2 separate regions of the Homo sapiens genome follow, and region 1 is linked to region 2. The links are chromatin contacts, found by Hi-C or POLR2A ChIA-PET in ENCODE. All regions are on one chromosome and are shown on one strand. The core of a region is the stretch at or near the end of the contact, and the rest is flanking DNA. Distances in the headings are between cores, read along the strand shown.

Region 1 (6,445 bases), core at 10-2,509, 430 kb before region 2:
GGTAAGTAGAGAGGACAGAGGTCAGGGCATGGCCCTGGAGGGGTGGATGACAAGCCCTCCAGAGGCAGGCAGCAGGCCCCGGGGCCCAGGAGGGGTGACAGAGGGGTGAGAGGCAGGCAAGTCTTCAGACACGTGTTCTGTGGTCCTGGTGCTTCCACCCTAAGGCCACATGGGCTCAGGCCAGGCCTTCATCCCCTCAAAGGCCTCTGGCTGCTCAGTCTCCCTTATGGGGCAGAGGCCGCCCAAAGTTGGGACAGGTCAATGTTCGCTCACCCTTCAGGCCTCAGCTGCAAGATCAGCCACAGACCTCATGCTGGACACAGGAGCCCAGGACATGCCTGGGTCCTGGCTGATGACTGATTAGTCTCTTCTGTCACAGGGGTGCCTGGAGACCCCTTAATAAGCAGCATAAATAAATATCTGACACAGATTGGAGGCCTCTGGCCACACCAAAAAGGCTTGTTTTTGGTCGGTGCCAAACACAAGCCATCCCATATCCACGGGTGCCCAACTGTGGGGGCAGGAGTTGTCCATGGCTTCCAGAGCCTGTGTGGACGTGCCAGGTGTGGAGCCTGCTGTGCAATCACACACACTGTCCCAGCCCAGCCTGAGCTGTACTCACCTGCCCACACCCACTGGAGGTGGCTCTGATCAGCTGCTGCTGGATGGCTGAGGGCCCCAGACGGAGGCTGGCCAGATCTAGCTCTGCCCAGTTCGGGGCCACAGAGAAGGGGGACGCTGGACTGCGTTGCGATACCCTCTCTGCTCTGCAGCCAAACCTCCCTTCCATCTCCCACCTGCGTCTTGACTGTGCTCACTTCCTCCAGGTTCATGGCCCTTCCCGATGCTCAGGGGACGGGGGGCCCTGGCAGGGTGGGGCTGTCCTGCCGTCCCCATGCTGCTGACCTTGATGAGGATCTGCAGGTCCTCCAGGTCCTTGCCATCCCACTTGTCAAAAGGCTCCAGGAGCTGCAGGCGCTGGCTGGTGGGGCTCACGTCCACATGCTGCCCGCTGCTGTCCTTGGGTGGGTGCTGGTAGGTGTCCTGCCCTGGGTCAAACTCCTGCAGCAGGGAATGGGGATGCGTGGGGTGCTGAGTCCTCAGTTCCCACAAGGACAGACTCTCAGAAGGCAAGTTTCCTCGGGCCCCACCTCCCCTCCCAGGGAACAGAGCTGCTTCCTTCTCACTAGCAGCGCCCTCCCTGCCTGCACAGGAGGTGCTGTGAGGTTGAGAAGGAAGTGACGTGGCCACACAGCAACCAGCAAGCAGGGGGCGTGGGCGCTCACCCCTTTGGGAAGCTCATCTGCATCCGGAGCCTCCAGCCTGAACTTCTTGCCATCCGTGCCCGTCAGGTAGTCGGTCTCTGGGTTGAACTTGAGGGTTCCCGCAATGGCCAGGGCTGTGACAATCTGAAATGGAGGTGGCCAGTTTGTTGGTCAGCACCAATTGCCACTCCTGTCTCCTGCACCTACCAAAAGCCTAGGCCAAAACTGAGAAAGGAACCCAGGAAATTTCCATGTTCTTCCCAGACCCCTGTGTTCCTCAGAGGCCAGAGCTGCAGGACGATCTTTGGGACCACGGGGCCTTGGGCCTGCAGAGGACTCAGGAAGCCAAGGGCAGTGCGGCCTCTCCCATCCCTGCAGGGCCGGGCCGGCAGTGCTGTTCTCTCTCCTCACAGCTATCCTGGAGGGAGTGGGGGCCCTGGCGCAGAAATGCTGGTATGATGCAAACCTGCTCAGTGCGCAGGACACTAAAAACATGGAAGGAGCCATTCCTTCACCCATTTAGCAAGACATATTTGTAGAACACGCAGATAAACAACCAAGTCAAGAGAGCCTGGCCATGTGCCAGTCACGGCCAGGGCTGAATACCGCCAAGGGCAAGGCTCACTCTGGCCACGGGAACAATGGCAAAGGCCTCGCTTTTGTGGAACTCCTACCTGGGGTTGGAAACTGCATGTGTCCCACGCACTTTCCCAGGTAATCCCGAGGATTACGGGGACACAGAGAAGGTAAGTGACTTGGCCACACTCATACAGCGAGTTAGAGGCAGGGCTGGGATGTGTCCTAGGCAGTGAGTGAGATTCCAAATTCCATGCTCATAAGCACAAACCACTGTATAAATATCTCATAATCCCATGACCCAGGGAGCCCCAGGCAGGAAGCACCAAGCATGCGCCTGAGGCTGGGAAGGCCTGTAGCTCCTGGCTACCACTTGGATGACCCCAGTCCCCATCTCCTTCTGCCTCCTCCTCTGACCCGCCAGGGACCCCCAGAGGCCATCCCAGGCTTGTGCGCAGCTGGGCAGTCTCACCTCTGGGGACGTGACAAAGGCATGGGTCTCGGGGTTTGCGTCGTTGCGGCCCGTGAAGTTCCTGTTGTAGGAGGTGACGATTGTGTTCTTCTCCCCCTTCTTGATGTCCTTCCTGCCAGGTCAGAGGGATCAGGGTTAGGGATATCTGGCCTTGTCACCTGGCCTGTCCCGAGGACAGATAAGCTGGGTTCCTGTGGCGCAGCCCAGCCTAGCTCCTACCGAGGGAAAATGAAGAGGCCCTGCCAGGGTTGCCTCCTCCTGGGGCCACGCGCAGAGCAGAAGGGAACCTCAGGATCACTGGGCCCAGCCTGCAACCACACGTAAGCCAGAGGCAAGGCCTTGGTCAAGGCCTGAGTTTCCTGACCTGGGGCACTGCCTCCTCCCAAACGGCTCCTGCTGTGTCCGTCAGGGTGAGGCCGCGCTGGCTTCCTCCTGCCAGCCCAGGCTTCAGCCAAGTTGCCCCCCAGTGCCTCTGCAGGGCCCTTCCTCACCCAGCCCCTCTTCCCAGGCATGTCTGCCAGAGGCTTCTAATGGGCAAGAGTCCCTGGAGCTAGAGACCTTGGCTGGAGTCTCTTCTCTCCACCCCAATAATTCCCCCTCCAACTTCTGGGGCTCTGTACCCTGTGCACAAGGGGCTGTCTTGTCAAAAGATACGCCTCTTACCTGTCCCACTGGCCAATGCAGGGGCCACAAGCATTGGCCAGGACAATGCCACCCAGATCCCTCAAGATCTGTGCCTGCCAGGGAGAGAGGAAGACAGAATGTCAAGGGTGGGTGAGAGTCTGATGGGAAGGGGTGATGTGGTGGCTGCAGGACGAAGTGCTGTACTGGAACCCCAGGGCAGCCACTGGGACCTGCCCCAGCCCCGGCCCAACAGGCCTCTGGGCTTGTGCCGCCTGGAGGCATTACTCAGCATGGGGTGGGGGAGATGGGCAGGGGGATATGGGCACTCACATAGCCGTCCCGCTCAATGGTGGCGCGGATCTGCTCGGAACCTGGAGTGATGGTGAACTGGGACTTGCACTTGAGGCCATGGGCCAGTGCCTGCTTGGCCACAGCTGCTGAGCGCCCCATATCTTCATAGCTTGAATTGGTGCAGCTACCAATTAGACCTGGTGCATTGTGGGTGGTGGGGTTAAGGGTCAGGAGGAGACAGTGAGCAGAGGTCTCCACCTGACTTCAAATTATCCAGACTTGGCCAAAAGAGTTCACCATCTGGGCTGGGCCAGAGACTTTTTTAACAGAGACCAGTTGCAAGCAACCGAAATATCCAACAATAAAGGACAGGCTAACTCATGACGTGGCGTCATTTGAAGAAAGATGCTGTAGCCATTGGCCATGATGCTGAACACATTAGGACTATGACCCCTTTTACAGCAATATCATGTACACGTGTAGGCACGTCAGAGGGCTCATACGAACAGCCATCCTTGATGGGCTGGGGCTGACAGGAGATGCTAATTTTCTTCTTTTATACTTTCTAGTATTTTCTGGGTTTTAAAGATTGTTTTATAATCAGGGCAATAAGAGTTCTTTTTAAAAAGTCTATAAAACCTGAATAACATCGCACTTTCTGTCTAGACAGTCTCTTTTTGTTGTTGTTGAGATGGGGTCTTGCTCTGTCGCCCAGGCTGGAGTGCAAGGGCACAGTCGAGGCTTGCTCACTGCAGTCTCTAACTCCTGGGGCTCAAGCAACTCCTCCTGCCTCAACTTCCTGAGTAGCTGGGACCCACAGGTGAGTACCACCACACCTGGCTAATTCAATAAATTGTTTTTGTAGAGACAAAGTCTCACCATGTTGCCCAGGCTGCTCTTGAACTCCTGGGATCAAATGATCCTCCTGCCTCAGCCTCTCAAAGTGTTGGGACTGGCCAGGCGCGGTGGCTCACACCTGTAATCCCACAACTTTGAGAGGCCGAGGCAGGCAGATCACTTGAGGTCAGGAGTTCCAGACTAGCCTGGCTAACACAGTGAAACCCCCATCTCTACTAAAAATACAAAAATTAGCCAGGCATGGTGGCGGGCGCCTGTAGTCCCAGCTACTCGGGAGGCTGAGGCAGAACTGCTTGAACCTGGGAGGCGGAGGCTGCAGTGAGCCGAGATTGTGCCACTGCACTCCAGCCTGGGTGACAGAGCAAGACTCTGTCTCAAAAAAAAAAAAAAGGGTTGGGATTACTGGCAAAAGCCCATATAACCAGCCAAGATAGTTTCTTTTATTAATTTAGTAATTTACTTTCTAATTATTAAACCACCAAATATTTTTTTTCTTAAAATTACTTCAATGAATAAGGGCGAACACATTATATTGCCCTTATTTTCGGCCAGACGGTATAGAAATCTCTTTTCACATATTGTCACTTCTCCAGACAACTTTATTTTTTATTTATTTTTCTCATTGGTGATAGCAGCAGTAGGCCCAACACCACCTTCAAAGGTGTCAGTACGATCATGACTCCTGTTTTACAGATGGGGAACCCACACATAGACAGTGAAGTAGTTTGCTCAGGGTCACTCAGCTGTTAGTGGCTGTTAGGTGGCAGAGCCAGGATTCAAGCCCAGGCCATCTGGCTCCAGGCTCCATGCTCTTCACAGCCACACTGTACCCAGCAGCAGCAGATGCCAGTGACTGGCATGCCAGGGCGTCTGCATGTGTAAAGCATGAAAAGTCACATAAAGCAGCATGGGTGATATAAAATGTAAAACGGGAAAATCTATGCACACAATACACAGAAACACAGCACACCTCTCCAAGAGCTCTAAGAGCTTGCTCCTGGCTGGGGGTTGAGATTAGGAGTTTTAAAAATTCTTCTTGATTGTGAATATTCTCTACAATAAACATATTTTTCTTTTCTGCCAAGAAAAAGTAATTTTTCTTTTCTTTCTTTTTTTTTTTTTTTTTTTTTTTTGGAGGCAGGCTCTGTTGCTTGAGTCTGCAGTTTTGAGTCTGCCTTTGTTGCCCAGGCTGGAATGCAGTGGTACCATCTCGGCTCACTGTAGCCTTGACCTCCAGGACTCAAGTGATCCTCCCACCTTAGCCTCCTGAGTAGCTAGGACTATAGGCATGCGCCTCCACACCTGGCCAATTTTTTTTTTTTTTTCTGAGACGGAGCCTCGCTCTGTCACCCAGGCTGGAGTGCAGTGACACAATCTCGGTTCATTGCAACCTCCGCCTCCTGGGTTCAAGCGATTCTCCTGCCTCAGCCTCCCAAGTAGCTGGGGCTACAGGTGCCTGCCACCACCCCTGGCTAATTTTTTGTATTTTTAGTAGAGATGGGGTTTCACCGTGTTAGCCAGGATGGTCTCGATCTCCTGACCTCATGATCCACCCATCTCGGCCTCCCAAAGTGCTGGGATTACAGGTGTGAGCCACTGCCCCTGGCCAATTTTTGCATTTTCTTTTAAGAGACGGGGTTTTTCCATGTTGCCCAGGCTGGTCTTGAACCCCTAGACTCAAGTAATCCACCTGCATTGGCCTCCTGAAATGCTGGGATTTCAAGCATGAGCCACCACTTCTGGCCGAAAAAGTAATTTTTCAATAATAAACCCATTTCAGAAACTGCCCACCTTAGAAAGTGCCACACAGTAGGCATAGGTGATTGTCTACAGCCCTGGGCAGAGCCACTGGCCCTGAGACCTGCTAAACAGATGGGGTGGAAGGTGCTCACCCACTCGGATGTCCAGAGGCCATCCTTCCTTCTCTGCCACCTTGCCCACTTCTGCCACAGGGTGAGCCAGGTCAGGGGTGAAGGGCCCATTGATGTGTGGCTTCAGCTGAAGAAACAAACATGCAAGGAGAAGAAAGAGAGGAGGGAAGAAACCTTGAAGCGGGGACAGCCTCTTTCACTGCCTCACCACGTCCCCACAGAGAGGCCAACGACTTTCTCTTGACTGAAACCTCATCACAGGGAAGAACTGAGCAGTTGGCTCTGCACACACCCGCTCCCGGGCTCCCTCCAGCCCTGCAAGGCTGGGCTCAGCTCTGCAGATGAAGGAACTGAAGCTCAGAAGTGACATGCTGTGCTTGAAGTCACATAGCTAGGAGACAGCAGAGGCATGGAATGGATCAAGGCTGTCAGCTTCCTAAGTTCATTATCTCCCATTCGATGTTGCTTTTGGAATCTTTTTTTTTTTT
Region 2 (7,383 bases), core at 2,765-5,264:
TGACATTTTAAAAAGCCTTACCACTTCTCCACTGTGTACATTAATCTACTGGTCAAAAAGCAGGTATACTTTACACACTATCTGCCCTGTGTCTTTGAAATGGGGGAAAAACTCAAAAAACAAAAAAGCACAAAACCCAGGGCCACAAAACTGTACCAAGACCAGAAGGATCTTTACCCTACTTAATTATATGCCAGATCCTAAAATCCTATCTTTCCAGGTGCTTTTTAAGTGCATACGGCATTAAGCGTTTACCAAGCAGTGACAAAACGTGTTCACTGAGTAATGAAGACAACAGATGACCCTCATCATTTCCATCACTCAAGATGATCAGAAACAGCTCCAAAAGATATTTCCAGGATTTGCCTAACATTAACTTTTCCAGTCTTTTGGTCATTTTTACAAAAAAAGTTTACAAGTGGCTTTCATAATCTTTTTTTTTTGGAGGGAGAGGGAGAACAAAATGTCATTTCTCAAATGATTTGTTTTACCCTAACCATACCAAATGAAATAAAAATTTCAATGGATCAAATGCAAATACTGAAACAGGAACATAAAGGTGTGAAGGCTACAAATAAGTCTTCTCTTCCCCATCCCAACACGTAAAAGTTGAGTTTAACCTAAGTTATTTGAATCAACCTGGAAATTTTTTAGGAGAATATCTGAGTATTAAACAGCAATTCAGAGGTTGAGATTTAAGTAATAATTTGATTTGTAACACTTTAGCATGTCATCCCATTGGATTCCAGTTTTCTTTCCTTTAAAGCTGACATTAGAACGCTCTTGGTGGATATATTTACATCACGAAATTTGCAAGCCTAAATCACTTTTTTTAAAAAAGTTTTAGGTGCTAGAATTTCGGGCTTATTTCAACCAGTTCTAGACAAAAACCATAATATCAAGAAATAATTTTCTTTCACATTTATAAAATACCCAAGTGACAACTCAAAAATCAAAAGTTACAAGTTTGAAACTTAAAAGTTTTAAGAGGTGATGTGCCTCCAATAAAAGTTACCTGCAAACATATTACAAACTGCAGAATGTCAAAAAAAAAAAATTCAAGATATAATGGTACCTCTGGCCGGGCGGCTCATACCTGTAACCCCAGCACTTCGGGAGGCCAAGGTGGGTGGATCACTTGAGGGCAGGAGATCGAGACCAGCCTGACCAATATGGTGAAATCCTGTCTCAACTAAAAATACAAAAATCAGCCAGGCGTGGTGGTCTGCGCCTGTAGTCCTAGCTACTAGGGAGGCTGAGACAGAACTGCTTTAACCCAGGAGGCAGAGGTTGTAGTGAGATCGCACCACTGCACTCCAGCCTGGGTGACAGAATGAGACTCCATCTCAAAAAAAAAAAAAAAAAAAAAAAAATTACAATGGTACCCAACTTGAAGTAAGTTAACAGAGGGACAGTATTTTCTTTATACTCACTTCTCCCCTCCCCCAAACCCAGACTGGTTACAATTAAAAACCGTACACCAAAGAATTCCTGGAGTAGAATCTTGATTTGGGGAGGGGGGTAAAGTTAACCCTCATTACAAAATTTAGAAAAGTAACTAAGATAAACTCTTAGCATTATGAGTGAATGAATTAATCTCAATGTTGAGTTTTTTTTTAAACTATAAAAGCCCACTTAACACATTTAAAACTCTTGTAATTATTCAAAGATATTTCAAGTAGCAAAACAGACCGACATGGAGAAAGTAGTAGCACACCTGAACAGAAGTATTTAAACAATACAGCTCCAAGACGAAACTGCTCAAATCAGGACTACTCAAAGTACACAAAAAAGTTTCCCCTACGTTCCAAGTCACTGGCTAACTCCAATGTAAAATCGACTACCACGTTACACCAAAACTAAAAAGCAAAAACTACCACATTACACAAATACGAAAGAAACACCACAAAAATCTACAGGTGATTAAGTCTCTAAAGATGATCTAAAAAATGTTTCTGAATGGCACTTTAGTAGGTGCAAAGGAATACAACGACGTTTGTGTATGTGTATGAATTCTGAAGGAAAAAACCAGCTAAAAAAATCCCTGGAGACTACAGTACCTTCATAGAATAGGTACAGATCAAAGTTCATGCATAATCAATGTTACAAGCCTTAGGTAGAGGAACTCGCAAGATTCCTACTTCTCAATTTTTGCAGGTTAACTTAAATTCATTTCACATCTTTCTTATAAAAGCAACGAATTCAAAGCATTAGCTCTGTCTTCCCATTTTCACCCTCTGAAATGAAGCCTATTTAGAAACATGCTCTCGAAGTTCTCTACAAACTCAAAGGGTACATTTAACTCCATTATGCACTCTCACTGGCAGATGGAGGGATGACGCTGAGCCTGCTCTCAGGGAGTTAAAGAGATGCTCCGTAGTAAAGGGGAACATCTTGTGGACTGTCAGATGGCCAGCCATTCTTCATCTTCATTATCCCAGCAAAGAAAAGGTCCTTACCCATCAGGATAACACCATTAAACTAACTGTAAGAAAAGAATGAAGGGATGATGGAAGAAGTCTCCCTGAACTTCTCCTGACAAAGGAGCTAGTCCACAACTGAATGAACTGGTCGTAAAGCTTTTAAACGAAAATCTTGATCTCCAAGTATGTTTAAAAGTGTAAAAAGACAAAGACACACACAAACACCAAACCTAATGCACATTTTAAACTTTTGTACAATCAGTTCACGTTTGTAGTTCATGATTGGAACTCTTTCAACTTCTAACCTTGATTTCCAGGTACGTAACTCCACAAAATTGTTTATCTTATTTCCCCTAAAATGAGAAAGTGACTGCAAACTGCAAAGAACATGCCCCTGTTCTCCCAACCTAAAAACCCAGAGTTTCAGACATTTTGGTCTCACACCAAAGAACTGGGAGATGTGAAATGAACTGCGCTCCATATTGATTCTTAAAGCAAATAAGAAGAAAAAGGAAAAAAAAGCTAAGAATGGTAGGTAAGATAAAAGAATTGTTAAACTTCACCTCTAACCTGAAATCTTGGACCTCGCACACACAAAATCAAGATTTTTTTACACCCTATTCCTCAACAGAAAATATTCTGCAAAGGAGAGAAAATTTCGAAGAGTGGAAAGTAGAGGAAACACAGTAAGTACAGTAAAGAGAAAGGATTCGAAATTCATTTGCCAAGAACAAAAAAAATGAAACTTAAATTGCATAGGAGCTCTTACACACAAATGCATTGGCATTTCCCAAATTAAATTGCATGAGAGCAACAATACAGGCCATTTCTATATAGCACCCACTTACGAGCTCTAATTCCAGAACACACACCGATATGACATAGTGTTGCAATCAATGTATTAGGAGGCAAAGAAAATGGTTGGGCTACTGGACGTCTTCGACCAGCTCATTCAAATACCTTTAAAATTAATTAAGGGGCAGGGAACTAGAGAGAGAGGAAGAAAAAAAAAATGGAAGAATAAAGGCGCACCGAGTAGAAAAGATTAAAGGGAACGTGGAAGGCCGGGGCTGCCGAAACTAACCTGTGCCATCGCTGGCGGACGCCGAGAGGGCCGGAGATGAGAGTTTAGGCCGCTTGGCTGAAGGCGGCCCCGGTTCCACCACATTCTCGGCCATTTTTAATTCTTTCGGAGATACAAGCGAGGAAAACCAGAATCCTCAGGAAATCTCTTCTTCGGCCCGGGGTCCCCGCGCCGCACCCAGGGGTGGGCTGGGGGGCTCCGACGGCACCCGAGGGGGTGGGGGAAGTTCCTTTTTCTCTTCGCCGGGTCGCAGTGGCTGGAGAGGGATGCGGACTCGATAGAAAAGGTAAGGGCAAGTGCGAGGGGCCGGGCCTGGGCCCAAGCCCGGAGGAGGGCACAAGAGCACAAATTCGCCGAGCGCGTCCGCTGCGGCGAATTCCCGAGAACTCGCGGCTCTAGAGGCGCAGTCCCCGGCCCGCCACGGCCGGCCCCTGCCCAGCCGAGGTCTCTCGGAGCTCCGCCGCCGCCATCAACCTCTTCCTCCTCGGCGCTGTCCTCCTCCTTCTCATCGCCACAAGGAGGCGGGGGCGAAAAGGGGGGAGAGGAGGAGGCGACAAGAGACACTCACCTCCTCCCGGTGCCCCCTCCCGGGCCTGCGCCCCCACCCTCCGAACCCTCCTCCTGCCGCCGCGCTCCGCGCCGCCGCCGCCGCACCGGCCCCTAATGGCCGCAGAGAACTCGCCCGAGCCGAGAGCCAGGCTGGCGCCGCCGCCTCACATCGCGCGGCGGCCGGCGGAGGCGCGGCAAGGACGCCGGGAGCGGAGCTGGCCGGACCAGAGGGCCGAGGGGGCCGGGCCGAGCAGCGCCGCCCGCACGCCCGCGCCGACGCGGAGCCCACCGAGGAGGCCCCGCTCCGGCGGCGGCGCAGGCGGCCCCTCCTCGCGCCGCGCTCCCCTCCTTCGCCTTCCTTTCCCGCGGAAAATAAATAAATACGGCCGCTGCTACGGCCCCCACCGCCGGCGGCCAGGTGCTGGGAGCGCCCGCCCCCCGGGGCTCCGTTCGGGGCCGCCCGCGGCGGCGGGAGAAGACGCCGCGGGGCGCGGGGTTATGTAATGGTCCCCCCTAGGCGTCGACGCCGGCCCGGCTGCTGGACCGCGGTGGGGGTGTGTGCGGACGGGAGGGGGCTGGGGGTCGCCTCAGCCCGTGCGCCCCGGGCCCCCTGCCACTGTCTCGGCCCCTGCCGCCTCTCTCCGACCCGACTCCCCTCCGCACTCTCTGGCTCCCGCAGTTAGCACTCAGCCCGGCGTCCTGCTTGCCCACTCTCGCCCGCTCTCTCTCGCCCTCTCTCCCCCCCAGCCTAGCACACAAACAAGATGGCGGCTGTTGTTTCTTCCCTCTGCCGAATCCTCCTTACAGGCTAGCGGTAGCGGCGGCGGCCGGAAATGAGCCAAGGGGGGGTGGAAAAGGGGAGTGGCCGGGCCTCCGGAGGGGGGCGGGGCCTAGGCCCGAGCCGCTCACACAATGGGGGAAGTGGAGCCGGGGGCGGGGCCTGTCCCAATCACGGGATCCGCCCTAGGCCCCAACGCGGTTAGCGCTTCCGCAAACTCCCCCGGCGTCACCCTGTGGCTCCCTTTAAAGGGGAGGATTTTAAGAGTGGGGAGGATTTTAAGGGGGGAGGGGCGGGGGCGGACTCAGAATCTATTTTCAGTCGGTGGATAGTTACGAGGGAAGGTTCCTGCCTTTGGTCTCTGCGTAAGGGACCAGTGGGAACCGGGACGACGGAACCCCGGAGCTGCTCCGAGGAAGGCGCCAAGTCGCCACTCAGGTGGCCAAATGGGAGCGCCCGTAGGGCGGCCCTGCTCTTCGGCCCTTGGGTGGCGGGTCCCCCAAAACCCCGGTCGAATTCACCAGGCAGGGTGTACCCACTGCCGGCTGTTCCGGGCCAGATACCCAGTGCGTCCTCACTTCTCCATTGCCCTCCCAAAGGGAGCAGTTCACATCCAAAAAGCACGTTGATTACGAGTTGTTTTCATTTTCTCTGAATTTTCCTTTTCCTTTTTATGTATTATTTATTTATTTATTTTACAACGAGCATTATTACTCTGACCAGAAAACAAAATCACAGCAGTGGAAAGATGTTTCGGCACCAGACCCAAATTCATTTCTTGCCCTCCACGTGTGTCCATACGCCCTTACCAGGTAGCACTCTCACCGCAGAAGCCTTCAAGTATTTTCCTAAACATGGCTGGGACCTGAAGACATTTCTAGGGTTTGTCTTTTTTTTTTTTCTCGTCCGCTCCCAATAGAACAAGTTAGTAAAAGACCACGTCTAGCCATTGCCTTATCTAATGTAATTATGGGAAAAACAAAAATGTGGTAAAGGTAATGTAAGGATGGAAAAAAGCAAAAATGTAATGGTGAGAGGAAATGCTGGAATATAAAGTCTAGTGTGTGGGACTCCACAGTTTTGCAGCTGAGGTCGGAGACGTGCTTTCAGGTTCCTACACATCACCCTGTGTTTGGCCATGGGTAAATTGGTACTGGAGGAGGTGGCAGGGGTGTAAGTGACCCCGAAAGAAACCCCGAAACCAGTATCTACTGATACGGTTAAAAGCTTTTTCTCGGCCAGGCACGGTGGCTCACGCCTGTAATCCCAGCACTTTGTGAGGCCGAGGCCAGTGGATCACCTGAGGTCAGGAGTTCGAGACAAGCCTGGCCAACATGGTGAAACCCCGTTTCTACTAAAAATACAAAACTTGTCCGGGTGTGGTGGTGCACGCCTGTAATCCTAGCTACTTGGGAGGCTGAGGTAGGAGAATCTCTTAAACCCGGGAAGCGGAGGTTGCAGTGAGCTGAGATTGTGCCATTGCACTCCAGCCTGGGCGACAAGAGCAAAACTCTGTCCCAAAGAAAAAAAAATTTTTTTTCTTTTATTTCATATCTCATGCTCCGTAGCTGGTATTTGCAAATTGTTGGATTTTCTTTGTTTTTTTTTTTATATTGTTTCTGTTTGTTTTTTAAATTAATGTTGGGATGAATAAATAAGAACATAAGAGTGAAGATCCTAATGGAGCAATTGAAGTTGCTGACAGGGATGGAATCTGTCCTCTAATGATCAGGCCTAGATCACCCAAACTGCAGTAGAAAAGCAGGCAAATTGAACCGGGCGTGGTGGCTCACGCTTGTAATCCCAGCACTTTGGGAGGCCGAGGAGGGCGGATCAGGAGGTCAGGAGATTGAGACCATCCTGGCCAACACGGTGAAACCCCGTCTCTACTAAAAACACACACAAAAAAATTAGCTGGGCGTGGTGGCGGGCACCTGTAGTCCTAGCTACTCGGGAGGCTGAGGCAGGAGAATGGCGTGAACCTGGGAGGCAGAGCCTGCAGTGAGCAGAGATCGCCCACTGCACTCCAGCCTGTGCGACAGAGCGAGACTCTGTCTCAAAAAAAAAAAAAAAGGCCAGGTGCGGTGGCTCACGCCTGTAATCCCAGCACTTTGGGAGGCCAAGGCGGGCGGATCACGAGGTCAGGAGATCGAGACCATCCTGGTTAACACGGTGAAACCCCGTCTCTACTAAAAATACAAAAAATTAGCCGGGCACGGTGGCGGGCACCTGTAGTCCCAGCTACTCGGGAGGCTGAGGCAGGAGAATGGCGTGAACCCGGGAGGTGGAGCTTGCAGTGAGCCGAGATCGCGCCACTGCACTCTGGCCTGGGCGAAAGAGCGAGACTCCGTCTCAAAAAAAAAAAAAAAGCAGGCAAATTGAAAAGGACAGAACTTCTTTATCTTAAAGTTGTTACAGGATGAATTCAATGTGTAGGAGTGAGATCAAGATTGGCCTTCAGGGATAATTTTGTTATTTTTAATAGTTTATACCCATATTCAGACTAAGGAGTACAAAGGAAAGAATGTTGGTCGGGCACAGTGTCTCAT

The links. Hi-C counts contacts between places; a loop is a spot of excess contacts on that map. ChIA-PET counts read pairs that join two places held with the same protein, here RNA polymerase II (POLR2A). Pooled maps may share reads with other maps.
Region 1: a loop to region 2 is called in a pooled map, with 3 times the contacts of the local background. The contact joins the enhancer-like site here to the promoter of EP300 in region 2. A Hi-C loop is called at or near these places in 1 of 168 maps with a recorded cell type or tissue (dorsolateral prefrontal cortex) and 6 of 50 pooled maps. POLR2A ChIA-PET finds 5 or more read pairs at or near these places in 1 of 52 experiments (WTC11).

Annotation. Positions count from the first base shown.
Region 1 is chr22:41,519,810-41,526,254 of GRCh38, reverse strand. ACO2 (aconitase 2) reads right to left here. Exons shown (of 18, transcript NM_001098.3): 9 at 5,979-6,084; 10 at 3,268-3,425; 11 at 2,977-3,050; 12 at 2,314-2,425; 13 at 1,287-1,409; 14 at 907-1,062. POLR3H (RNA polymerase III subunit H) reads left to right here. Exons shown (of 6, transcript NM_001018050.4): 6 at 1-456. Among named protein-coding and RNA genes, the nearest start is that of POLR3H, 21 kb to the left of the region's middle. RefSeq lists enhancers at 941-1,110, 1,121-1,170. Within about 2 kb of position 1,259, at least 30 of the 41 ENCODE cell types and tissues checked have a DNase peak (open chromatin) inside an H3K27ac peak, as active enhancers do; they include dorsolateral prefrontal cortex, where a contact is called at or near this core.
Region 2 is chr22:41,089,223-41,096,605 of GRCh38, reverse strand. It overlaps EP300 (EP300 lysine acetyltransferase), which reads right to left and starts at 4,014. Exons shown (of 31, transcript NM_001429.4): 1 at 3,508-4,014. The coding sequence starts at 3,601. It overlaps MIR1281 (microRNA 1281), which reads right to left and starts at 4,093; the gene lies at 4,040-4,093. RefSeq lists an enhancer at 3,324-3,563 and silencers at 3,674-3,773, 3,954-4,723, 4,824-5,113.